6 separate regions of the Homo sapiens genome follow, and regions 1, 2, 3, 4 and 6 are each linked to region 5. A link is a contact called in ENCODE Hi-C or POLR2A ChIA-PET data. All regions are on one chromosome and are shown on one strand. Each heading gives the region's core, a stretch centred on a gene start or an enhancer-like site at or near the end of the contact. The rest is flanking DNA. Distances are from core to core; before and after follow the strand shown.

The links. Hi-C counts contacts between places; a loop is a spot of excess contacts on that map. ChIA-PET counts read pairs that join two places held with the same protein, here RNA polymerase II (POLR2A). Pooled maps may share reads with other maps.
Region 1: a loop to region 5 is called in a map with no recorded cell type, with 6 times the contacts of the local background. The contact joins the promoter of HSH2D here to the promoter of RASAL3 in region 5. A Hi-C loop is called at or near these places in 6 of 37 single-sample maps with no recorded cell type and 3 of 50 pooled maps. POLR2A ChIA-PET finds 5 or more read pairs at or near these places in 1 of 52 experiments (naive thymus-derived CD4-positive, alpha-beta T cell).
Region 2: a pooled map shows a loop between it and region 5 (20-fold over the local background). The contact joins the enhancer-like site here to the promoter of RASAL3 in region 5. A Hi-C loop is called at or near these places in 4 of 37 single-sample maps with no recorded cell type and 4 of 50 pooled maps. POLR2A ChIA-PET finds 5 or more read pairs at or near these places in 1 of 52 experiments (Panc1).
Region 3: a loop to region 5 is called in a map with no recorded cell type, with 4 times the contacts of the local background. The contact joins the promoter of ADGRE2 here to the promoter of RASAL3 in region 5. A Hi-C loop is called at or near these places in 2 of 37 single-sample maps with no recorded cell type and 1 of 50 pooled maps.
Region 4: a map with no recorded cell type shows a loop between it and region 5 (18-fold over the local background). The contact joins the enhancer-like site here to the promoter of RASAL3 in region 5. A Hi-C loop is called at or near these places in 4 of 37 single-sample maps with no recorded cell type and 5 of 50 pooled maps.
Region 6: a pooled map shows a loop between it and region 5 (4-fold over the local background). The contact joins the promoter of KLF2 here to the promoter of RASAL3 in region 5. A Hi-C loop is called at or near these places in 1 of 37 single-sample maps with no recorded cell type and 5 of 50 pooled maps. POLR2A ChIA-PET finds 5 or more read pairs at or near these places in 1 of 52 experiments (GM12878).

Annotation. Positions count from the first base shown.
Region 1 is chr19:16,141,105-16,144,934 of GRCh38, reverse strand. It overlaps HSH2D (hematopoietic SH2 domain containing), which reads right to left and starts at 1,250. Exons shown (of 6, transcript NM_001382417.1): 1 at 1,161-1,250. RefSeq lists enhancers at 848-897, 908-987, 1,128-1,387, 1,468-1,627, 1,115-1,809 and 2 more.
Region 2 is chr19:16,445,813-16,449,660 of GRCh38, reverse strand. The region is part of intron 1 of EPS15L1 (epidermal growth factor receptor pathway substrate 15 like 1); the gene reads left to right. Among named protein-coding and RNA genes, the nearest start is that of EPS15L1, 24 kb to the left of the region's middle. RefSeq lists enhancers at 3,711-3,770, 3,695-3,848. Within about 2 kb of position 2,565, at least 32 of the 41 ENCODE cell types and tissues checked have a DNase peak (open chromatin) inside an H3K27ac peak, as active enhancers do.
Region 3 is chr19:14,777,277-14,781,664 of GRCh38, reverse strand. It overlaps ADGRE2 (adhesion G protein-coupled receptor E2), which reads left to right and starts at 3,105. Exons shown (of 21, transcript NM_013447.4): 1 at 3,105-3,408.
Region 4 is chr19:16,365,298-16,369,190 of GRCh38, reverse strand. The region is part of intron 22 of EPS15L1 (epidermal growth factor receptor pathway substrate 15 like 1); the gene reads left to right. Among named protein-coding and RNA genes, the nearest start is that of KLF2, 42 kb to the right of the region's middle. RefSeq lists enhancers at 2,401-2,630, 2,781-2,850. Within about 2 kb of position 2,455, at least 14 of the 41 ENCODE cell types and tissues checked have a DNase peak (open chromatin) inside an H3K27ac peak, as active enhancers do.
Region 5 is chr19:15,461,806-15,465,845 of GRCh38, reverse strand. It overlaps RASAL3 (RAS protein activator like 3), which reads left to right and starts at 1,302. Exons shown (of 18, transcript NM_022904.3): 1 at 1,302-1,341; 2 at 1,469-1,815. The coding sequence starts at 1,488. RefSeq lists enhancers at 959-1,068, 1,709-1,838, 1,939-2,078.
Region 6 is chr19:16,323,325-16,327,161 of GRCh38, reverse strand. KLF2 (KLF transcription factor 2) reads right to left here and starts at 2,336. Exons shown (of 3, transcript NM_016270.4): 1 at 2,164-2,336; 2 at 1,130-1,946; 3 at 1-306. The coding sequence starts at 2,238. The coding sequence ends at 131. It overlaps KLF2-DT (KLF2 divergent transcript), which reads left to right and starts at 2,492. Exons shown (of 2, transcript NR_186323.1): 1 at 2,492-2,855. RefSeq lists silencers at 1,109-1,198, 1,669-1,718, 1,749-1,998, 2,089-2,818, enhancers at 998-1,768, 1,769-2,541 and a promoter at 2,191-3,026.

The DNA.
Region 1 (3,830 bases), core at 1-2,500, 680 kb before region 5:
AGATCACGAGGTCAGGAGATTGAGACCATCCTGGCTAACATGGTGAAACCCCGTCTCTACTAAAAATACGAAAAATTAGCTGGGTGTGGTGGCGGGCGCCTGTAGTCTCAGCTACTTGGGAGGCTGAGGCAGGAGAATGGCGTGAACTCGGGAGGCAGAGCTTGCAGTGAGCTGAGATCGAGCCACTGCACTCCAGCCTGGGCGACAGAGCAAGACTCCGTCTCAAAAAAAAAAAAAAAAAAAAAAAAGAGCCTAGAATTCGACCCAGATGGCCTGGGTTCAAACCCTAGCTCGCCCACTTAGCCGCTGTGTGACCTCAGATAAGTCACTTAATGGCTCTCTGTCCCTGTATTTCTGTCTTTAATTTGGGAATAATGATATTTACCTAGGAAAGTTTAGCTAGCACTGTGTATATATAGAGATATATATACAATATTCATGAATCCAGTTGTGACCTATCATGGGGTAATGTTTACAGGCTTATTCTTTTTTTTTACTTGGAAGAGCTCCTATTTATCCTTCAAAACCCAGTAAAAATGTCCCCTCCTCCAGGCAGCTTTCCTGCATCTCCCCCCAGACAACACCCTGGCACCCCTCTCTGTCCCCAACGTTCCCCCCTGTTCCTCTCTCTGGTCCAGCCATGACTCCATGGAGCTAGAGTGTCTTTATCTTGCTCTGTCTCCACCAGCCTGAGGGCCTCCTAGGGATCAGGGCTTAGGGCTAGGTTCCTGTGTTGTTGTTTTTTTCTGTGTCCTGGTGCTGGCCTGGCACAGAGGAGGGTGCAAGGGTCTTTGCTGGTGAACAGCTATCTAGTGATGAAAGACCGCATGCTCAAATTCAAGCTCCTGACCCTGGCCTGGGAGCCTCCTCTACTTCCCCGCTACCCACATTCTAGACCTAAAGACATCCTTGCTCTCTCTCTCTTGCCTCTCCATACCTTTGCTCATGCTGTTGTCTTGCCAAGACCCCCTTTTCCCTAACTCCAGCTCCATTTTCCATTTGTGGTCACCACAAATACCCCCTCCTCCACGAAGCTCTCCCCCATGCCCCTAGAAAATCCCTCCTGCCACCCCAGGCCCCACTAGCCCTGTCCCTCCTTCTGGCCTAGCCCAGCCCCCACGTTCTGTCTCCTCGAGGGCTGAGGCTCTTGGGTCACATACCTGGGAGACCCTTGGATGGCCGAGGCCCTCGCTGTAGCTGTGCCAGTGCCTGCAGGAGCCTGGGTTTCGATTCAAGGTCTGCACGTCAATGGGGCGGGGCTGGCTGCCCCGAGGCAGTTCCTGTTTCCTCAAGCAGGTGAGCCCTGGGGGCGGAACAAGGACAGCTCAAGTCACCCTGTCTGCAGTCCAACAAAGCATCTGGTGCCACAGGTGCAGAGACAGCTTGCTCCTGTCTTGCCCCCAGCAAGTTGTTATTGAGCACCTACTGTGTGCCTGCTGTTTGGAGGACACAGGGGTGACACGGAGACAGGTGCAGGCCCCCTGACTCCTGGCATCTATAATCTATCAAGCAGTGAAGAGGAGTGAGACATCATTACAAAGGGAGAACGGGGAACGGGTGCGGTGGCTCACACCTGCAATCCCAGCACTTTGACAGGCTGAGGCAGGCGGATCACTTGAGGTCAGGAGTTTGAGACCAGCCTGGCAAACATGGCAAAACCCCGTCTCTATTAAAATACGAAAATCAGCCGGGTGTGGCGGCGCACGCCTGTAATCCCAGCTACTCAGGAGGCTGAGGCACAAGAATTGCTTGAACCCGGGAGGCGGAGGTTGCAGTGAGCAGAGATCGCACCATTGCACTCCAGCCTGGGCAACGGAGTGAGACTCCTTCTCAAAACAAAAACAAAAGCAACAAAGGGGGAACAGAAACTGGGCGCGGTGGCTCACGCCTGTAATCCCAGCACTTTGGGAGGCCGAGGCGGGTGGATCATTTGAGGCCAGGAGTTTGAGACCAGGCTGGCCAACATGGTAAAACCCTGTCTCTACTAAAAATACAAAAATTAGGCGTGGTGGCGGGTGCCTGTAATCCCAGCTACTCAGGAGGCTGATGCAAGAGAATCGCTTGGACCAGGGACGCAGAGGCTGCAGTGAGCCGAGATCACGCCACTGCACTTTAGCCTGGATGACAGAGGGAAATTCTGTCCCCCGCAAAACAAACAAACAAAAAAACACCAGCTGGGTGCGGTGGCTCATGCCTGTAATCCCAGCACTTTGGGAGGCCAAGGTGGGCAGATCATTTGAGGTCAGGAGTTCGCGACCAGCCTGACCAACATGGAGAAATCCCGTCTCTACTAAAACTGCAAAATTAGCCCGGCGTGGTGACACATGCCTGTAATCCCAGCTATTTGGGAGGCTGAGGCAGGAGAATCGCTTGAACCCGGGAGGTGGAGGTTGCGGTTTGCTGAGATCTCACCACTGCACTCCAGCCTGGGCAGCGAGAGTGTAACTCCGTCTCAAACAAAACAAAACCAACGAAAACCAAACAAAACAAAACAAAAAAACAAAAAACCCCAAACAAACAAAAAAATCCAAAGGGGAAACAGGAAGTGGGAACAGCAGTTGCACAAACCCACAGAGGTGACCTAACTGACGTGAAGGAAGGGGCATTTGAGGGTGAGAAGGAATCATCTTGATTTGGGGAGTGCGTAGTGCAGAAAGAGTATATTTTTTTGTAGAGATGGGGTCTTGCTATATTGCCCAGGCTGGGGGAGGGAAGAGCAGGCACAAAGGCCTTGAAACTGAATTGAGCCTGGACAGGCTGGGGTCTCATGGCACGCATAGGTCCACACCAGGACTTCCTCCATTATAAAATATTTTAAAATATTTTTATTAATTGACTAACCTATTTTAGAGACAGAGTTTCACTCTGTCACTCAGGCTGGAGTGCAGTGGTATGATCATAGCTCACTGCAGTCTTGAACTGCTGGACTCAAGTGATCCTCCTGCCTCAGGCTCCCAAGTAGCTGGGACTACAGGCACACACCACCACACCTGACTAATTAAAAAAATATTTTTTTTGGAGATGGGATCTTGCTGTGTTGCCCAGGCTGGTCTCAAACTCCTGGGGCTCAAGCGATCCGCCCACCTTGGTTCAAGTGACTCTCCTGCCTCAGCCTCCTGAGTAGCTGGGATTAGAGGTGCCCACCAACACGCCTGGCTAATGTTTGTATTTTTAGTAGAGACAAGGTTTCACTATGTTGGCCAGGCTGGTCTCAAACTCCTGACCTCAGGTGATCCACCCGCCTCAGCCTCCCAAAGTGCTGGGATTACAGGTGTGGGCCGCCGTGCCAGCTTAAAATTCTATTTTACAACTGTGTTGGCATTAAGACCGATGTGGTCCAGGCTGGATTCCTTATTGTATATTTATTATTAGGATGTTCAGTTTTTTTTCTTCTGATTTTAAATAAGCTGAAGCCCTTTGGGAAGTCCCACACAGCACTTGGGTCCTGGGTGCAGGCCCTGTGTGCCTAACAGATTGGCCAGCTCTGGCCGTGTGCTCGTACCCCAGGCAGACAAACAAAACTACTTCCTCCTCTCCTTTCAGGCAGAAAGGGCCCAGATCCTACTGGGGGCCTCCCCAAGGGCCTATTGCCCTGGCCCAGCTGGGCTAGATAACCCCAGGCTCACCCTGGGTGCCTCTCTCACCCCCCTGCTCCTCCTCGGCAACAGCAGCACCTCGTCTGCCCTCTGTGGTCAACAAGGTCTAAGCAGGAGACACGTGGAGCCCTGCTTCTCACTCACCTGCTGTGTGTCCTAAGGTGAGTTGCTCAGCCTCTCTGAGCCTCAGTTCTGCATCTGTGCAATGGGCATAATAGCCCTCCTTAATCATGT
Region 2 (3,848 bases), core at 1,316-3,815, 980 kb before region 5:
TCCCGGGTAAATGCCCAGGACAGTTGCTGGTTCATGCGGTAGTTTCATGTTGTGTTTAGTTTTTTTTTGTTGTTGTTGTTTTAAGAAACTGCCAGTCTGTTTCCAGAGTCACCGTACCTTTTAACTTTCCCATCAGCAGTGTATGAGTGGCCCAGTTTGCCTGCATCCTCACCAGCATTTGATGTTGTCACTATTTGTTATTTTAGCCACTCTGATAGCGTGCAGTGGCATCTCACTGTGGTTTTAATTTGCATTCTTCTTTTTGCTAATGATGTTAAACATATTTTCATACGTTTATTTGCCATCTGCTATATTTCCTCTTTGGTAAAATGTCTTTTTGCCTTCAGATCTTTTGCCCATGTTCTTTTCTTCTTCGTGTTTTTTTGTTTGTTTGTTTGTTTGTTTGTTTGTTTTTTAAGAAATCAGATCTTGTTATGTTGCCCAGGCTGGTCTTGAACTCCTGGGATCAAGCAATCCTCCTGCTTTGGCTTCCTGAGTAGCTGGGACTACAGGTGTGCACCACGACGCCTGGCTAGTTTTTTAATTTCATGTAGAGATGGGGTCTCACTATGTTGCCCAGGCTGGTCTGGAACTCCTGGGCTCAAGCAGTCCTCCTGCTTTGGCCTCCCAAAGTGCTGGGACTACAGGTACGCACCACCATGCCTGGCTTGCCCATGTTCTAATTTGATTGTTTTCTTTTTTATGCTGTTGAATTTGAGAGCTCTCTAGTATATATTTTAGATAGTAGTCATTTGTTGGATATGTGCTTTGCAAACCTTTCTTTCTAGTCTGTAGCTTGCCTTTTCACCTTTTTATCTGGCTTTTTTTTTTGAGACGGAGTCTTGCTCTGTCACCCAGGCTAGAGTGCAGTGGCACAATCTCGGCTCACTGCAGCCTCTGCCCGCTGGGTTCAAGCAGTTCTCCTGGCTTAGCCTCCTGGGTAGCTGGGATTACAGGTGCACACCACTACACCCAGCTAATTTTTTTGTATTTTTAGCCATGTTAGCCAGGCTGGTCTTGAACTCCTGACCCCAGGTGATCCGCCTACCTTGGCCTCCCAATGTGCTGGGATTACAGGTGTGAGCCACCGCGCCCGGCCTTTCTCCCCCCCCCTTTTTTTTTAATACGGAATTTTGCTCTTATTGCCCAGGCTGGAGTGCAATGGTGCAATGGTGTGATCTCGGCTCACCTCAACCTCCATCTCCCGGGTTCAAGCGATTCTCCTGCCTCAGCCTCCCGAGTAGCTGGGATTACAGGCATGCGCCACCATGCCTGGCTAATTTTACATTTTTAGTAGAGATGGGGTTTCTCCATGTAGGTCAGACTGGTCTTGAACTCCCAAACTCTGGTGATCCTCCTGCCTCGGCCTCCCAAAGTGCTGGGATTACAGGCATGAACCACCACGCCAGGCCTTACATGGCTCTTTCACAGTGCAAACATAAAGTTTGTCTGCCAATCTTTCCTTTTGTGAATCGGGCTTTTGGTGTCAAGTCTAAGAACTCTTTGCTTTGCCCTAGATCCTGAGGATTATGTTTTACATTTGAATTCATGATCCACTTTGAGTTACATTTTGTACGAGGCATAAGACTTTTAGTTCGAGGCCCATGTTTTTCCTATGGATGCCGATTGCTCCAGTGCCCTTTGTGGAAAGGCTTTCCTTCCTCCTGAAATACTTTTGCACCTTTGTCAAGAAATCCACTGGGCAGATCTGTGTGTGTCTGTTTCTCAGATTCTACATTCTGTTCTGTGCATTACTGTCTGTGCCCGCCCCCTGCCAATACTCCACTGTCTTAACTACTCTAGCTATAGAGTCAGTCTTGAAATCAGGTAGACTGACTCTTTCCACTTTATTATTCTTTTTCAGAATTGTTTTAGCTTCTCTGCCTTTTTTTTTTTTTCCGAAGATGAAGTCTTGCTCTGTCGCTCAGGCTGGAGTGCAGTGGTATGATCTCGGCTCACTGCAGCCTCCGCCTCCCAGGTTCAAGTGATTCTCCTGCCTCAGCCTCCTGAGTAACTGGGATTACAGGCACCTGCCACCATGCCTGGCTAATTTTTGTATTTTTAGTAGTGATGGGGTTTCATCATGTTGGCCAGGCTGGTCTTGAACTCCTGACCTCAGGTGATTCACCCACCTTGGCCTCCCTAAGTGCTGGGATTACAGGTGTGAGCCAGAGTGCCTGGCCCTGTAATACTTAAATTACTAGTGAGATGGAACATTTTCTTTCTAACTTTGCTGCATCTCTTCTTTCTGAATTGCCTCTCTCTTTGCTCATTTTTAATTGAGATGTCTTTTTCCTTGTGATTTGGAAAAGCTCTCTTTTCACTTGCCAAGTCTTCTCCTTCTCTTGGTAACATTTACCTTAGCTCTGCTGTAGAAACCTCTGATGGAGCAGTTGGAGAGAGCTGCCCATCCAGTCCAGGAAGGTTAGACATACCCCAGCGTTTCCCTGATGCCTTTTGAATGTTTTGAGTCAAGTCCCAGTTCTGCCCCGTGCTTGCCACATGACTGAGCCAGGTTATCTCACCCGCAGAATGTGGGCCGGCCTGCTGGGAGGGCTGGGCTCACATTGGGTGATGGTTGTGCAAGGCCTGTGGGGGCCTCTAAGGGGAAGGCAGAAATGGAAGGATTATCAAGCAAGCTCTACTCCGGGCTATGTTTTTGCATCCATATGTTTTTCTAAGTAGGAACTCAGACTGAGATGTGTTTCAGTGTTATATGCCTAACTTCCTGCAAAACTTGGCAGTGGCATTGAAAAACATAGCCATTATGGGGTCTCAGCTTTCCTGGGGAAATGGCAGGTCATCGAAAACACTGGCTTTCAAGTCCATTTATATGCTCAAATTGAGTGTTGCCTTTTGACCTCTTCTGTTTAATAAAATGCTCCAGCACGTCATCACGGACGTGCATTTTCCCAGGCCAGCATATGCATGAGGCTGTCCTGTGGTCCGGTGCACAGCCCTGTGACACCTGGGCTGTCATTACAGGGTGCACAGTAGGTGAGGGTCTGACTCCAGGACCACCTATCCTGGGTGCTTCACTGACTGTTGCTCATTGGCTGTTGTGGTCCTGAGTAGGGCAAACTCAGTTTCCCCACCTGTCAACTGGACTAGTAATATTACCTGCCCTTTAGCGTTGTCGGGAGGATGAGAGGTACTGGATAGGAAACAAGGGATTATAGGTACTTCTCTGAACATTTTACAGTGAAAATGGATTGCTTTCCAAAAGTCATTTTGAACCAAGGCTGATGATCATTGGTTTGTTTTGCACAAGAGCGCGTACTTTGCTAGCAGAGTGAGAGTGAGAGTTTGGGCAGGAGGCAGCCAGGCATGAAGATGTAGGAGGCGTCCTGCCCTCGGCCACGTGCGGGGATCAGAGTTGGGTGAACCCTGCTTAGGAGTCGTTAGAACACAATCCTGAGACAGTTTCTCCTCCGAGGTGGTTCTGCTGGGTTTCTCCATCTCAACTGCTGTTGTCCTGGGTTACAGTTACAGGCGCTTGTGTGAATTGCGGTGTTTTAAAGCCTTCAGAGCAGAAGGATGTGAACTTGTCCTTCTCCTTGTGCCCCTCTCTCTGTCATCCCACTTGTAAATTGTTTCTGGGCTGGAGGATAAGTGAGGAGGCCACAGGAACTTTGCATGTTGTCTCTTAGCATTTTGAGTTAGGAAGAGCAACTGAAAGACCGAGCTGAAAGCTACACTGAACCTCATCAACAATTCACACACTGCAGAGGCGAAGATGGCGTCTTCTCAGCACAGTGGGCTGGGTCAGGAGAACACATCGGGTCAGCTCTGCTGCACTTCCTTCCATTCCTACGGCCATCCTGGTGCCACCTGCAGCCTCTTACGGT
Region 3 (4,388 bases), core at 1,856-4,355, 690 kb after region 5:
CTAAAAAATTAGCTGGGCGTGGTGGTGTGTGCCTGTAATCCCAGCTTCTAGGGAGGCTGAGGCAGGAGAATTGCTTGAAGCTGGGAGGCGGAGGTTGCAGTGAGCCGAGATCTCGCCACTGCACTCTAGCCTGGGTAACAGGGCAAGATTCCGTCCCCCTCACACACACACAAAAAAAGTGAAAAGTTAGCCAGGCATGGCAACATATGCCTGTAGTCCCAGCTACTTGGTAGGCTGAGGCAGGAGGATCACATAAGCCCAGGACGTGCAGGTTGCCTGAAGCCATAATTGTGCCACCGCCACTGTGCTCCAGCGTGGGCAACAGAGACCCTGTCTCTAAAATAATAACAATAAATTATACTAATATAATTAATAATACCATTATTATTGTTGGTTGGATAATCTTGGGTTGCTTCTTTTTTTTTTTTTTTTTTTTTTGAAACGGAGTCTGGCTCTATCGCCCAGGCTGGAGTGCAATAACGCGATCTCAGCTCACTGCAACCTACATCTCCTGGGCTCAAGCAATTCTCCTGCTTCAGCCTCCCAAGCAGCTGGGATTACAGGTAATCTTGGGTTACTTCTTAGCTGAGCAACCTGGGGCCAGGGGCCCCAAACCCCCAGGTTCCAGTTCCCCTTTTGACAAATGAGGACCATGTTCGCACCCCCCATCATTGCAGAGGTTGTCCAGAAGCTGCAAAATAGGTCAGCAGGACTGAGACTTCTGGACAAAGAGAAGGCGGAGAAACATAGGCAGACACCCCGGCAGGGACCAGATCAGCGAGGCTGAAGGAGGCTTCCTTTAGCTGGGCGGCAGCGGAGTGGAGTGGCAGGAGTACTACTAATTTGCATGGTTTACCATATAGGGCCCCACTCAGCACAGGCTCTGTGCTGGTGCTCTGCAGAGAAAAAGACAAAAGTCACTCAGGGGGCTGACAGCCTAATGCGGCTCGAGGGCAGATGGTTGCTAGGGAAGAAGGGAGATGGTGAGAAGTATTGGAGAGACTCAAGAAAGCCGCCAGGAATGGTGACTCACGCCTGTAATCCCAACGCTTTGGGAGGCTGAGGCGCGTGGATCATTTGAGGACAGGAGTTCGAGACCAGCCTGGCCAACATGGTGAAACCCTGTCTCCACTAAAAATACAAAAATTATCTAGATGCGATGGCAGGTGCCTATAATCCCAGCTACTCGGGAGGCTGAGGCAGGAGAATTGCTTGAACCCGGGAGGCAGAGATTGCAGTGAGACGAGATAGCACCACTGCACTCCGGCTTGGGTGACAGAGCAAGACTTCGTCTCAGAAAAAAGTAATAATAAATAATAATAATAATAATAAAATAAAAATTTAAAAAGAATGTTTCAGGCCGGGCATTGTGGTTCACGCCTGTAATCCCAGCACTTTTGGGATGCCAAGGCAGGCAGATCACTTGAGGCCAGAAGTTCGAGACCAGCCTGACCAACATAGCGAAACTCCATCTCTGCTAGAAATACAAAAATTAGCCAGGCGTGGTGGCTTGCACCTGTAATTCCAGATACTTGGGAGGCTGAGGCAGGAGAATCTCTTGAACCCAGGAGGCAGAGGTTGCTGTGAGCTGAGATCACATCACCACACTCCAGCCTGGGTGACAGAGCGAGACTCTGTCTCAAAATAAATAAATGAATGAACAAATAAATAAAATAAAATAAAAATACAAAAATTAGCCAGGTGTGGTGGTGGGCACCTGTAGTCCGAGCTACTCTGGAGGCTGAGGCAGGAGAATCGCTTGAACCCGGGAGGCGGAGGTTGCAGTGAGTCGAGATGGCGCCACTGTACTCCAACCTGGGCAACACCAGAGTCTGTCTCTAAAATACAGTAAAATAAAATTAAATTAAGAAGAGTCGATGATCACCATGAAGGGGTGTAGGGACAATCCCTGGCATCAGGAAGTGCCACTACCTCCCTGAGATTCTGCAGACGCCAGCTGTCTGACCTGCCCGTCTGATCTGCAGAGAAGGGACGTTGAGCCCTGGGGTTCTAGCTGGAGTTTCTGGCTTTCTGAGAAAAAAAAGGCAAAATCCCTCCAGACCTGGTCTGGCCCTCTCTCCTTCCAGCTTCTGCTGGTGTTCACTCCCCTCCCCCACAGCCCAGGCCACCCCCACAGGAGCCCGGGACAGGAAGGGGTAAATTCTAGGACTGTGGATGTTTGATTATTCCCAGGACAATAGTTCTCTGACTTCAGTCATTAGTGACTTTTTTCTCCATCGCTGCAATCTCCCCCTTTGAACAACTGAACTATATTTTCCTTAGCATTCATCACTTCTGCATCTTGAATTTACTCATGTAACAAGGAGACTTGATTTCGGCATCCTCACTGAAAAACCCTCCTCATTGCCCCAGATAGTAGGGAAACCTAAAAATAAATATAAATATGAGGAACACAAAACCAAGTCCTTGAATTCTGGCTGGATACAGACACCTGCTAAGCCTCAGGGTCACGGAGGCGCTAAAGACATGTTAGTGCCCAGTGGAGACTTTCCCCTGGGCTCATCGCAGGGACTCCAGGGCTGGGCTGCCGGCCTGTGGATCTGAGTCTCAGCTGGGTGAGTCACTTGTGCCTCAGTTTCCTCCTCTGTCAAATGGGAATGACAACATCATTGCAGATGTTTTAAGGAGTAAATGAGTTAATATAGATTAAAAAAAAAAAGCACTTAGGACCAGACCTGGTACAAATTAAGTGCTCCATAAATAATAGCATTTTCTTGGCAGGATAGCGAGATCTCGTCTCTACAAAAAAAAAAAACACTTAAGGAGAAAACTAGCCAGACGTGATGGTGCACAGCTGTAGTCCCAGCTCCTCAGGAGGCTGAGGCAGGAGGATCCCTTGAGCCCTGAAGTTTGAGGCTGCAGTGAGCTGTGATGGTGACCCTGCACTCCAGCCTGGGTGACAGAGTAAGATCTCTTAAAAATATATATAGCGTTTTAAAAAATGATTACGTACCTCAAGAGACAAGCTAATCATATGATTTATCCAGAAAGGAAAGAACCCTCCTATCACATGATTCTCTGTTGATTAACGAAGTGCCCAGGGGCCTCTGAAATATAAGTTTCCCACAGGAGGAAACTGGCTTAGAAAGACCAGAAAGATCCGGGGGGTCTGCTCTGTGCGGTGAAGCTTCTCTTCTTGGCACCTGCCTGGCATCGGAAGAGGGCCCCTTCTCCCTCCCTGGGCTTTTATGTGGACACTGTAATGCCTCAGTTTTCTTTCTTTCTTTTTGTTTTTGACACAGGGTCTCACTCTATCACCCAAGCTGGAGTGCAGTGGCACCATCTTAGCTCACCGCAGCCTCAAACTCCCCAGCTCGGGTGATTCTTCCTGCCTCAGCCTCCTGAGTAGTAGCAGCTGGGACCACAGACGTCTGCCACCAAGCCCAGGTAATTTTTTTTCTTTTTGAAGAAACAGAGCTTTGCCATGTTGCCCAGGCTGGTCTCAAACTCCTGAGCTCAAGCGATCCTCCTGCCTCGGCCTCCCAGAGTGCTGGGATCACAGGTGTGGAGAAATAGGAACGCTTTTACACTGTTGGTGGGAATGTAAATTAGTTCAACCATTGTGGAAGATAGTGTGGTGATTTCTCAAGGATCCAGAACTAGAAATACCATTTGACTCAGCGATCCCATTGCTGGGTATATACCCAAAGGATTATAAATCATGCTACTATAAAGACATATGCACATGTATGTTTATTGCGGTACTATTCACAATAGCAAAGACCTGGAATCAACCCAAATGTCCATCAATGATAGACTGGATTAAGAAAGTGTGGCACATATACACCAGGGAATACTATGCAGCTATAAAAAAGGATGAGTTCATGTCCTTTGCAGGGACACAGATGAAGCTGAAAACCATCATTCTCAGCAAACTAACACAGAAACAGAAAACCAAACACCACATGTTCTCACTCATAGGTGGGAACTGAGCAATGAGAACACCTGGACACAGGGCGGGAAACATCACACACTGGGGCCTGTCGGGGGGTGGGGGCCTGGGGGAGGGATTGCATTAGGAGAAATACCTAATGTAAATGACGAGTTGATAGGTGCAGCAAGCCAACATGGCACATGTATGCCTATGTATCAAACCTGCTCGTTGTGCACATGTACCCTAGAACTTAAAGTCTAAAAAATTTAATTAATTAATTAATTAATTAATTTAAAAAGAAAGAAAGAAACCGAGCTTCGCCATGTTGCCCAGGCTGGTCTCAAACTCCTGAGCTCAAGCGATCCTCCTGCCTCGCCCTCCCAGAGTGCTGGGATCACAGGCGTGAGCCTCTGTACCTGGCCTCAGTTTCCTCATCTGGAAAACAGCAGGGGAAGATACTGCCAGCTGGGACGCAGGCTCTGCCAACTCTGGC
Region 4 (3,893 bases), core at 1,206-3,705, 900 kb before region 5:
CAGCCTGCAGGTCCCTTACGTGGTCCCGTGTGTCACATTGTAAAAAACAAACTCCCCTCATGTGTCTTAGATGGGAGCCAGAGGAAGACGTTGACGTGTGTTGGGGAAAAGCACTCTTTCAAGACAAGTCCCCGAGCAGTGATGAATTTTAGAACCTATACTGTTTTCTTTCTCCCCTCTCCCCGCAGCTAAGCTTTTTTTCTGGCAGGATGGGGAGGGTGGAATAAGACATGTCAGTGGCCTTGGATGAGCTCTGCTGGAGTGGTGCCCCGCCCGGGCCACTGCTCTCCTAGGCAGCGTGACTCTCAGAAACCTGGCAGTTGTATGGGCATCTGTGTTGTGTAGGATGAATGACAGTTGTGGTTGTGTGGGATCACCTGTTGTGTAGGGTGAATGACAGTTGCATAGGTGTCTGTGTTGTGTAGGGTGAATGATGGTTTTGTGGGATCACCTGTTGTGTAGGGTGAATGACAGTTAGGTGGGTGTCTGTGTTATGTAGGGTGAATGATGGTTTTGTGAGATCGCCTGTTGTGTAGGGTGAATGACAGGTGGGTGCCTGTGTTGTGTAGGGTGAATGATGGTTGTGTGGGCACCACCTGTTGTGTGGAATGAATAACAGTTGTGTGGGTGTGCATGTTGTGCAGGATGAACGAGAGATGTGTGGGATCACCTGTTGTGTAGGGTGAATGACAGTTGTGTGGGTGTCTGTGTTCTGCAGGATGAATGACAATTGTGTGGGCATCCTCTGTTGTGTAGGATGAATGGGAGTTGTGTGAGTGTCCATATTGTGCAGGATGAATGACAGTTGTGTAGCCATCTCCTGTTGTGTAGGATCAATGATGCTTGTGCATGTGTGTCCCCTGTTGTGTAGGATCAATGATGGTTGTATGTGTGCGTCCACTGTTGTGTAGGATCAGTGATGCTTGTGTGTGTGTGTCCCATTGTGTAGGATCAATGATGGTTGTGTATGTGTGTCCACAGTTGTGTAGGATGAGTGAGAGTTGTGTGATCGTTCTGTGTTGTATAGGATAATAGCGAAGGTGGGCAGCTTCCCTGACCACAAACCCTTGTTTTGTATTTTTTTGTTTTCTTTTTGTTTTTGTATGTATCTCTCATCTGCAGAACTGCATTTTCCAAGTACAGCACTGAACTGAACTGTATAAACAGAACCTAGCCAGGATCAAACACACACACACACACACACACTCTCTCTCTCTCTCACTCTCATGTTTATTACTAATATTTTTATTAATCGGATTGATTGAGACCATACCTCACCTGAACCTTTTATGCTCCTCCTAAGCAAAAAATTTAAACCAAGAGAGTTTCCTTTCCAAGGTTTTTATAGCATTCACCGTTTTTATGGTTTGCAATTGTATATTTCTATTCAATTTTTTGTTTGTTTGTTGTTTTTTGGGTTTTTTTTTTTTTTTTTTTGCTTTGCACCCAGCTCTTGAGGATGCTTTTAAGCGGAGGGCTTCCTGCAAAGCAAGATAGAAAAGTCAGAACCTTGAAAAACTTTGCTGACCAAGAACGCTAGTGCAGCAGAGCCAGCCCCATCACAGCCCCGATCCCGGGTGCTAGGGGCGTGCGCAGCCTCGAGAAGAAGCTTGAGAAATAGGAGAATTAAAGAAATTTCTATCAGGGTGGAGCCGGCCACCAAGTTTTTTTTTTTTTTTTTTTTTTTTTTTTTAACAGCACATACTGTGGTAAACCATTTGGTTCATATTGTTTTTGCTAAAGTCAGTCCTGTGTGTGGTTTCGGTACACCGCTTGGGTAACTGTTGAAACTGCTGTGGTTTGAAAATAAGTTCTATTTTGTGTTTTCTTCAGTCTTGTATCCCTTGCCCCCTGTTAATGAAGTCTCCCTGCGGTAGGCAGTCAGCACACCCAAGAGGGTCTTTAATTTCATTTGTCTTTATTCACTGCCGTCTGCTGTGGTCCCCGGTAGTTCCCGCTGCAAATATCTAGGATTGATGGCATCGAACCAGGTGCCAGGATGATGCCTGGCACCTGGTTTGATGCCATCATTCCCAGATGTTTCTATACCCACTTTTTTGGGTTTTGTTTTCATGATTTCCATCCCCTTTTCTGAAATGCGCGTCAGTAAAGCTCTCTCCTTACTCATGTTTTCTGGAGCCATAAAAAAGTATAAAACCCTGGCGTGGGTGCGCGTGGCAGCTTTTGCTTCAGGGCCTGGAGGCAGATTAAAGTTACTTTGTCACGTTTGAGATAAGCTATACCTCACAAAATCGGAAAAAACGATTAAGGAGTTAGCAGAAGTGGTTACATAAAAGCAGGAACTAGACCTAGAAGGTTTGAAAAATACAGCCGCTAAAAATAAATCGCTGAGCAAAAGTGGGAAGTTTGGGCTGAGGGCCGTGGCCCTACAGTGATGCCGGGGGCTTTCTTTGCTCAAAGCGTCTGGTCATTAGCAAGGTCGAGAGCTGGACCGGGCACTCGGCTGACCTCACACGTGTCAGGTCCAAAATCTCCTCTCTTACCAAAGCACAAACACTAACAACTGAGAAAAAAACCGTTGTTGTTGTTGATGTTCCTTCTGAAAACAAGAGGCCAGCAGTTGATGTGCCCTGGTTTCATATTACCATAGTCATGATTTCTAAATAACAACGGTTTCGGCAACAGAGCAAAACCAGGCACAGGCAGTTCTTGGTGTGAACGAAGCTTTTCATCTCTCTGAACATCTCTTTGCGCATCAGAAACCTCAGCTTGAAATGGTAGCAGGCAGAATTCTTAACCGCTCCTCCCAAAAACCAATTTCTTTTTTTTAAACCCCCCAAACCAAGGGAGGAAGATCTTCATTGAAAAGAAGAAGAAAAGCAGCTCAAAAATGACTGATTTATTTGAACCTTCTGTACCGTGGCAGTCGCTCTTGGGGGCCTGGCTGGGGCGTCCTCCCTTTACACCTCCCTCCACATTCTTGCAAATCTGCCTCAGGTGATCACTCCCTGCAGGAACGGCTTCGAGAAATCAAGCAGTGTCCACCCTGGACTTGCTGCCCGTCCCAGGGGGCTACACCGTGTCCTGGGACTTTGAGCTTCTCCCCTGGAAACACTTAACTGTTTCCTCTGCTAGAATCTTGCTATTTGATCCATATCACATAGGTATTCGAGGAAAAATCAAATACCCAAGCATGCACAGTAACATTGCTGTTTCCTGCAAACCAGGAAGGGCAGATGCCTTTATTCCCTTCTCGCTCCCCAGGGTGTTGCTCCAAAGGGCCCCAGGTCCCTGGAGACCCGTGGAATCTGTAACAGGTGGCACCTGGTTCACCAGGACCTCCTGAAGCCCACTGTGTGCCGAGCCCTGGGCTGGAGGGCACCAGGGACATGGGGCAGTATTGGCTGGCATTTGTGGTATGCTGGGCCCGCTTTTCACAGAGCTGACCCTCAGCCGTGCCAGAGGCCAGTGCCACGGGAAGCAGAGTGGTGAGGGACCCTGGGGGAGGGGGGGCTTTCCCGTGGAGGGAGAAGCTGGGCAGAAGCAGGCAGGGGCTCGAGGGACTGGCTGAGGTCACTGTCCCTATCCCCTGCAAACCCACAGGCTGGGGTGCAGGACACTGTCACACTGTCCCCCAGGGTGCCCCTGCCGGTGGCTTTGGTGGCTCCCTGCTCACACTTGCTCTATCTCAGCCTAAACAGCAGACATGGATTGTCCCGCAGTTCTAGAGGCTCAAAGTCCAAGATCAAGGCGCCAGTGGGGTTGGTTTCTTCTGAGACCTCTCCTTGGCCTGGTGCATCTTCACATTGCTGTTCTGTGTGTAGATCTGTGTCCTAAGTTCTTTCAGTGAAGACAGTCATTGATCCTTTGACTTCGTTTTAACTCAGTTACCCCTTTAAATATGCTATCTTCAAGTATGGTTATATTCTAAG
Region 5 (4,040 bases), core at 53-2,552:
AGGGCCGGGCACGGTGGCTTACGCCTATAATACCAGCACTTTGGGAGGCCAAGGCGGGCAGATCATTTCAGGTCAGGAGTTCAAGACCAGCCTGACCAACATGGTGAAACCCCGTCTCTACTAAAAATACAAAAAAATTAGGCAGGCATGGTGGTGAATACCTGTAGTCCCAGCTACTCAGGAGGCTGAGTAGGGAGAATCACTTGAATCCGGGAGGCAGAGATTGCAGTGAGCCAAGATCGTGCCACTGCACACCAGCCTGGGAGACAGAGCGAAACTCCTTCTCGATAAATAAATCAATTAATAATAATAAGAGTAATAATAAATCTTGCCATCTTCCAGAAGCCCCCCTTGTACCCTCTTCCCAGCCACCAGTGCCTCCAAAAGAAACTGATACCCTGCTTGTTAGACATGGTTTTGCCTGCTTTAGGACTTTATGTAAATGGAATCACAAAGTGTATACTCTTCATTGTTTTGGGGTTTTTAAATTTATTTATTATTGCTTTTTAGAGATGGGGTCTCCCGAGGGCAGGGAGGGGAAAAAGAAAAAAAAAAGTTAGATATGAGGTCTCCCTATGTCACCCAGACTGGAGTGCACTGCCTATTCACAGGCATGATCACAGCTCACTGCAGCCTCGAACTCCTGGCCTCAAGCGATCCTCCTCCCTCAGCCTCCTGAATAGCTCAGATTACTGGCATTTTATGGCTTTGGTTTTGGTTTTGGCTCAACATTGTTTGTGATTCACCCAAGTTAAATCATTCTTTAGTTTGTTCTCACTGCTGTATGATATTCTGCTGTGCGAAGAGATCACAATTTATTCCTTCTCCCACTAATGGGTACTTAGGCTGCTTCCAATGTGGGGCTATTATGCATTGTGCTGGGGGGGCATATCTATTGGACGTCTACCTAGCAATGGAATTGCTGAGTCAGAGAAGATCCAGCTAGTAGTGTTAGTAGATCCTGCCAAACCGTTTCCCAACATGAGTGAATGGGTCTACACTCCGGCCAACTGTGGATTAGAGTTCTAGGTGCTTTGTATTCTCGCCAGCATTTGTTCAGCCTGTACTCATTTTGCAGAGAAGGCAACGGAGGCTCAGAGAGAGGGGCAAGTGCTGCCTCCCCGTCAGGGAGGCAGTCTGGGTCCTTCTTGCTAGAAGCCTGGTAACCCACCTCCTCTCTTCTCCTCCCTCGAACCTCCAGCAACCTGCCCGCACTGTGCCCTCCCAGCCTGGCTGTGGGGTGGGGTGGGACAGAGAGGGTCACGTGGAGTTGGGTTCCGAGGGAGGAAGCCAGGCGGGGTGCAGACGGCTGCTGATTCTGGGGCTGGTCAGGAAACCAAGGTAAGGGAGGGAGTGGAGGTGGGGGCAGGGGGATTCCTGGAGGCAGAGCTGAGGGTGGGGAGGGGGCCGAGATGAGGGCAGTATGTGGACAGACACTGGGCACTACTGTCACTCTCTCGTCCCCCAGGAGACCCCCCCCCCCAACCATGGACCCACCGTCGCCAAGCCGGACCTCCCAAACCCAGCCCACAGCCACCTCTCCGCTGACTTCCTACCGCTGGCACACAGGGGGCGGTGGGGAGAAGGCGGCTGGAGGGTTCCGCTGGGGCCGCTTTGCTGGCTGGGGCAGGGCCCTGAGCCACCAGGAGCCCATGGTCAGCACCCAGCCAGCCCCTCGCTCGATATTCCGTCGGGTCCTATCTGCGCCTCCCAAGGAGTCACGGACCAGTCGCCTTCGACTCTCCAAGGCCCTCTGGGGGAGGCATAAGAACCCACCGCCGGAGCCAGACCCGGAGCCGGAGCAGGAGGCCCCAGGTACATGGTTCCCCCACCCTGAGCTTGGGCCGGGCTGGGAAGCCGGATGCTTGGGTTTTGTCTGCCTCCGGAGCATCAACCATACAGACACAGGAAGTTGTGGGGAGTGCAAAAGCCCAGCAGGAAGCCGCTGGGGCCCAGCTACCCTGTTCCCTCTTTCCCCCTAAAGAGGGTAGGAGGAGTTGCCGGGGTCCTGTGGGCAGAGGGTCCATCTGAGGAAGGAACAGTGAATGTAAACCCGTGATAGTATTGTCCAGAGGCTAAACGGCTCTTGGCCCCAACGGGTCTCTCCTTCAATGGCTCAGGCCCATCCTTTCCTACCTGGATATCCATCTTCAGCCTGCCTCCTACTCTCCTACCTTCTAGCTTCCGTGTCTTTGTTCTGAGCCCTTAAGCCTCAGCCTCTCCATCAGTTCAGTGAGAATAATGATCTCCATTTTGGAGAGTATATAATTTTATTTGCTCATATTCATTCATTTATTCAAGCAGAGGTTTGTTGAGCTTCTATTGTATGTGCCAGGCCCTGATTTAGGCACTGAGGACACACTAGTGAAAGAGACAGATGACCCTCCCTGCCCCATGGAGCTCACAGTGTAGTGGAATTGACAGGAAATCCATCAACAAGAAAATGACAGATGGGCCAGGCATGATGGCTCACACCTGTAATCCCAGCACTTTGGGAGGCCAAGGTGGGTGGATCACCTGAGCTCAGGAGTTCGAGACCAGCCTGGCCAACATGGCAAAACCCTGTTTCTACTAAAAATACAAAAAAAAAAAAGTATCTAGGCATGGTGGCACATACCTGTACTCCCAGCTACTCAGGAGGCTGAGGCAGGATAATCGCTTGAACCCGGGAGGTGGAGGTTGCAGTGAGCTGAGATTGCACTACTGCACTCCCGCCTGGGCGACAGAGGGAGACTCCATCTCAATGGAAGAAAAAAAAAAAAAAGAAAGAAAAAAAATGACAGATGGTGCTAAGTGTCACACAGGGGGATCTAGAAGAGTAATGGATATCACAAGAATTAGGGCTCAGGAATGTAACACTAGCCTAGGGCCCAGCATTTTTTTTATTTTTTTTTTGAGATGGAGTCTCGCTCTGTTGCCCAGGCTGGAGTGCAGTGGCGCGATCTCGGCTCACCGCAAGCTCCGCCTCCTGGGTTCACGCCATTCTCCTGCCTCAGCCTCCTGAGCAGCTGGGACTACAGGAACCCGCCACCATGCCCAGCTAATTGTTGTATTTCTAGTAGAGACAGGGTTTCACTGTGTTAACCAGAATGGTCTCGATCTCCTGACCTCATGATCCGCCCGCCTCAGCCTCCCAAAGTGCTGGGATTACAGGCGTGAGCCACCGCGCCCGGCCCCAGGCCCAACATATTTTAAGTGATCCGTTAATAAGCGGGAGTTATCATTTATTGCTCCTGGTGGTAAAAACAAGGGAACAGACAGGCAATCTGGGAGGGCTAATTCAGCCCTCCTATTTCCTGGAAGCTCATTTAATTCTCACTGCTTATATTCCCATTTTGTTTTTGTTTTTGTTTTTGTTTTGAGACACAGTCTCACTTCCTTGCCCAGGCTGGAGTGCAGTGGCGGAATCTCAGCTCACTGCAACCTCTGCCTCCCAAGTTCAAGAGATTCTCCTGCCTCAGCCTCCTGAGTAACTGGGATTACAGGCATGTGCCACCACGCCTGGCTAATTTTGTATTTTTAGTAGAGACGGGGTTTCTCCATGTTGGTCAGGCTGGTTTTGAACTCCCAGCCTCAGATGATCCACCCGCCTAGGCCTCCCAAAGTGCTAGGATTACAGGTGTGAGCCACAGAGCCCAGGCACATCAGGCTATTTTTTAAAGACAGGGTCTTGTTATGTTGCCCAGGCTGGTCTCAAACTCCTGGTCTCAAGCAATCTGCCCCACCTCGGCCTCCCAAATGTTGGGATTACAGGCATGAGCCACCTTGCCCAGCCCCTGTCCTGTTTTTTAACCTCTTGGACCCACATAATGTCTTGGTTAAGAGAAGAATGCAAAAAAAACAAAAAAACAAAAAAAGAGAGAGAGAGAAGAATGCTTGTGACTGAAGCCCAGCCCAACCACTCACAAACTGTGTGACCCTGAGCAAGTCACTCAACCTCTCTGAGCCTGTTATCATAGCCCTTTGAATGGCTTTTGGAGGATTCAATGCAAGAAGGTGTGTGGAGTGGTATACAGGGTACTGGGCACATGGTAGGTGAG
Region 6 (3,837 bases), core at 1,087-3,586, 860 kb before region 5:
CCCTCTGTAGCCACGCTGTGCCCGGCCCGGTTCTCTGGGTCCAATAAATACCAGTCACAGTTTGGGAGGGGGCCGCGCCCGGCGCGTGGGACCCGCCACGGCCGCGCGCAGGTGGGCGGGGGCGTCCCGGCTACATGTGCCGTTTCATGTGCAGCGCCAGGTGATCGGAGCGCGAGAAGGCACGATCGCACAGATGGCACTGGAATGGCCGGTGGCCCGTGTGCTTTCGGTAGTGGCGCGTGAGCTCGTCTGAGCGCGCAAACTTCCAGCCGCAGCCGTCCCAGTTGCAGTGGTAGGGCTTCTCACCTGCAGGGAGGGGGCGAGAGTAAGCGTCAGTTCCCCTCCCAGGACAGGGCACGTATGGCTACCCCGGCGAGCGCAACCTATCCCTAACCAGGGCCTTGACGCGCTCCCCGCGGTAGTGTTGCGCCCCTGAGGGATCCTTGCCCTACATCCCCAACTCCCCCCACAATCCGGATCCTCACCCCCAGGGGGTCGGAGGAGCGCAAGGTCCACTCCCCACTGTTGTCAGCCACGCTCCCCGACGGGTCCTAAGCATGCACCCTCTCTCCAGCATTCTAAGACACGGAATCTCTCAAGGTTTCCCAGCGAACACTCCCTCCCCAAGGTCCTGAGCCTTGTCCCCAGAGGAGTCCCAAGCCTGAGCGCCCTCCCCAACTTCCTGAGACGCAGCATCTCCCCGGGGTTCCTAAACGCGCACCTACTCCCCAACTACCTGAGCCTCAGCCCCGGGGATTCTGAGCCAAGTGCCCAGCGGCTCCTAAACCTGCTCCCCCTCCCCAACTTTCTGAGACTGTCTCCCTAGCCACGCCTCCAGGAGGTTTTCTAAGTGCTCTTCCCAACCTCCGGAGGCCCCCCTCGTCCTAAGCGTGCAAGCCCCCACCCCAACCTCTCGGATCACACTTCCTTAGGGAGTGTTCCTGTGTGCCCCCCCAACCAACCTCCCGAGCCACGCCTCCTGGGGAGTCCTAAGCGTGCACCACCTGCCAGATCCCCCTGAGCCACGCCCCAAGGGAGGTCCTAAATTCATTTTCTGGCGCGCGCTGGGAATCCGACCTCTCCTCCCGCGTCCCCCCGCCTGCGCTCCTGGCTCGTGCGTGCCGCCCACCTGTGTGCGTGCGCAGATGCGCCTTCAGATGCGAACTCTTGGTGTAGGTCTTGCCGCAGCCCGCGTAGCTGCAGGTGTGAGTGGCGGTGCGTTTGCGGGGCCAAGAGCGGCGGCCGCGCTTTGGCTTGGCCTCCAGCAGCTCCAGCGGGGACGCAGGCGGCGTGAGGAGACCGCGGGCGGCGGGGGGCGCCAGGCCCAGGGCTGCCGCGGCGGCGGCCGCGTCGTCGAAGAGACCGAAGGCTGGGGGCGCAGGCGGCGCGTAATGCAGGCCGGGCCCGGGCGCGCCGAAACCAGGGCCACCGAAAGGCGGCGGGAAGGAGGCGCGCGGACCGGGCGCGGGCAGGCGCGCGGGGCCGTCGGGGCTGAGCGGCGGTGTGTCGGGCGGCGGCGGGGGGCGGCCCCCGGGACCTCGCATGCACGAAGCCGCCGGGCCCGGGGCGCCCTCGCGCTTGAGGCCGCGCGGTCCACGGGTCAGCCCGGGGGCGCAGCCGTAGCCGCCGCCGCCGTCCGCTTCAGGGGGCTCGGCCTTGACCAGGCGGCCGGGCGGCGCCAGCAGAAAGCGGCCGTGCAGTGCGGGCCCCAGCGGCGCATCCAGCTCGGGTCGCAGCAGCTCAGACACCAGGCCACCCGCGGGGGCGCTGTAGGGCGGGGGCGCGCCGGGTTCGGGGTAATAGAACGCAGGCGGCGGGGGCGGCGGCGGCGGCTCCGGGGCGGCCTCGGCGCCCAGGCCATCCAGCCCCATGGACAGGATGAAGTCCAGCACGCTGTTGAGGTCGTCGTCGGTGCCGCCGGACTCGGGTTCGGCGCGCGGCCAGCGCTGCGGGCGACAGGGCAATGGGCGTGAGCGGGCGGCGGGGCTCGGGGGGCGCTGCTTGCCTTTTACCACCCTAAGTCCGCGATCCCCGTGGCCCGCATCCTCCTCTCCTGAGTCTGCAGTCCCCGCCTTCGCGTCCTGTCACCCCGCAGCCCACGTTCTACTACCCCGAGCCCGCCGCCCACGGTCCCGGCCGCCCCGCCGTCCCCGCCGCCCTCACCTCCTGCAGGCCGCGCTCGCGGCACGGGCTGGCGAAAGTGGAGAAGGACGGCAGGATGGGTTCACTCAGCGCCATGGCCGGGACCCGGGGAGAAAGGACGCGGACGGGGACACCGGTGAGTGGCTGCCCGAGGCCGGGCTGGTCGGGGCGCGGGCGGGCGGGGACGGCTCTGTGGGCCGCGGCCGGGCCCGCCCAAGCCTTATAGGCGCGGCGCGCGCGGGGGCCGGGCCAAAGCGGCGGCGGCGGAAACGCGTCCCGGATGGGGACGAGCTCCGGGCGCAGCCTAAATTTAGCCGCGGTATATAAGCCGGCGGGCGGCAGCGGCCGTGGCCACTGCGGCGGCCTGGGCCTTGCGCTGACAGCCCGGCCCCTCGCGCGCCGCCAGGGCCGCGCCTCCCCCTCTCCCGGGCCCCGCCCCCGCCCGTCTCCCCGGCGACGTTGTCAACACGCGCTCCACAACAGCGGCGTGACGCTCAGGGATCCCCCGGGCGCCCCGGGCTCCCGCCTGCGCGAGCATCCCGGGGACCTGGAGCGGGGGCGGTGTCGGGGCCTCTCAGAGACTCTCAGGGGAGCACCGGGCTTGGCGGTCTCCCCGGATCCCTTGACGGAAGGGGAGATTGGCTCCAGCCTCAGAGAGGGCTGCAGAACCCTGGATGGATGGGAAGTCTGGAGTCTCCAGGATTCATGGATGGGTGAGGCTGGGCCCCTCATCTGTTGTGGGACCACCCAGAGGGACCCACCGTGTGCACATCACCCTGTAAAAAAAAACACCTTGTGTAGACCTGGTGCAGTGGGTCACATCTGTAATCCCACCGCTTTGGGAGGCTGAGACAGGAGGATCACTCGAGGCCAGGAGTTCAAGACCAGCCTGGGCAACACAGTGGCCCCCATCTCTTAAAAAATAAAAAAAATTAGCTGGGTGTAGTGGGAGGCTGAGGTGGGAGGATCGCTTGAGCCCAGGAGGTCGAGGCTGCAGTGAGATACAATCACACCACTACACTCCAGCCTGGGTGACAGAGGAGACTGTCTCAAAAAAACAAACAAAACAAAACTTTTGTGTGGTAACATCAAGACACATTAAATCTTTGACATTTGAGACACCCACCCCCTCCTCCCCAACCTCAATAAGCCCGTCAAGTGCAGGGAAACTGAGGCAGAGGTGGCTGGGAGAAGTTGGAGTTGCGGCAGGCACAGGCAGGCTGGGTTCCTTTACTGACTTCCATAAATGAATTAAGTAACTCAGAGGACGGTGATGACAGTCATTCCCCCAATACAGCTCCAGCATCGGGGGCATCAGAGGACAATGCTGCCCAATGGGTCCCTTCAATGCTCCACCTCTGTCCCCCACACCATATCCCTGCTGGCCAGGGACTGTCACTCCTGTTACAACTGTCTGCCAGCCCTGGGTAGGCACTGGGGACACAGTAACCAAGAGATAGACAAGATCCCTGCCCTAGGGGACCTCCACTTTAGTGAAGGAGGGAAGGATAGAGGTTTATTCATTTGAGTTTTTTTGAGACAGGGTCTCCCTCTGTTGCCCAGTCTGGAGTGTAGTAGTGCAATCACAGCTCACTGCAGCCTCGAACTCCTGCGCTCAAGAGATCCTCCTGCCTTAGCCTCCCAAGTAGCTGGGATTACAAGGTGCACACCACCATGCCTGGCTAAATTTTTTTT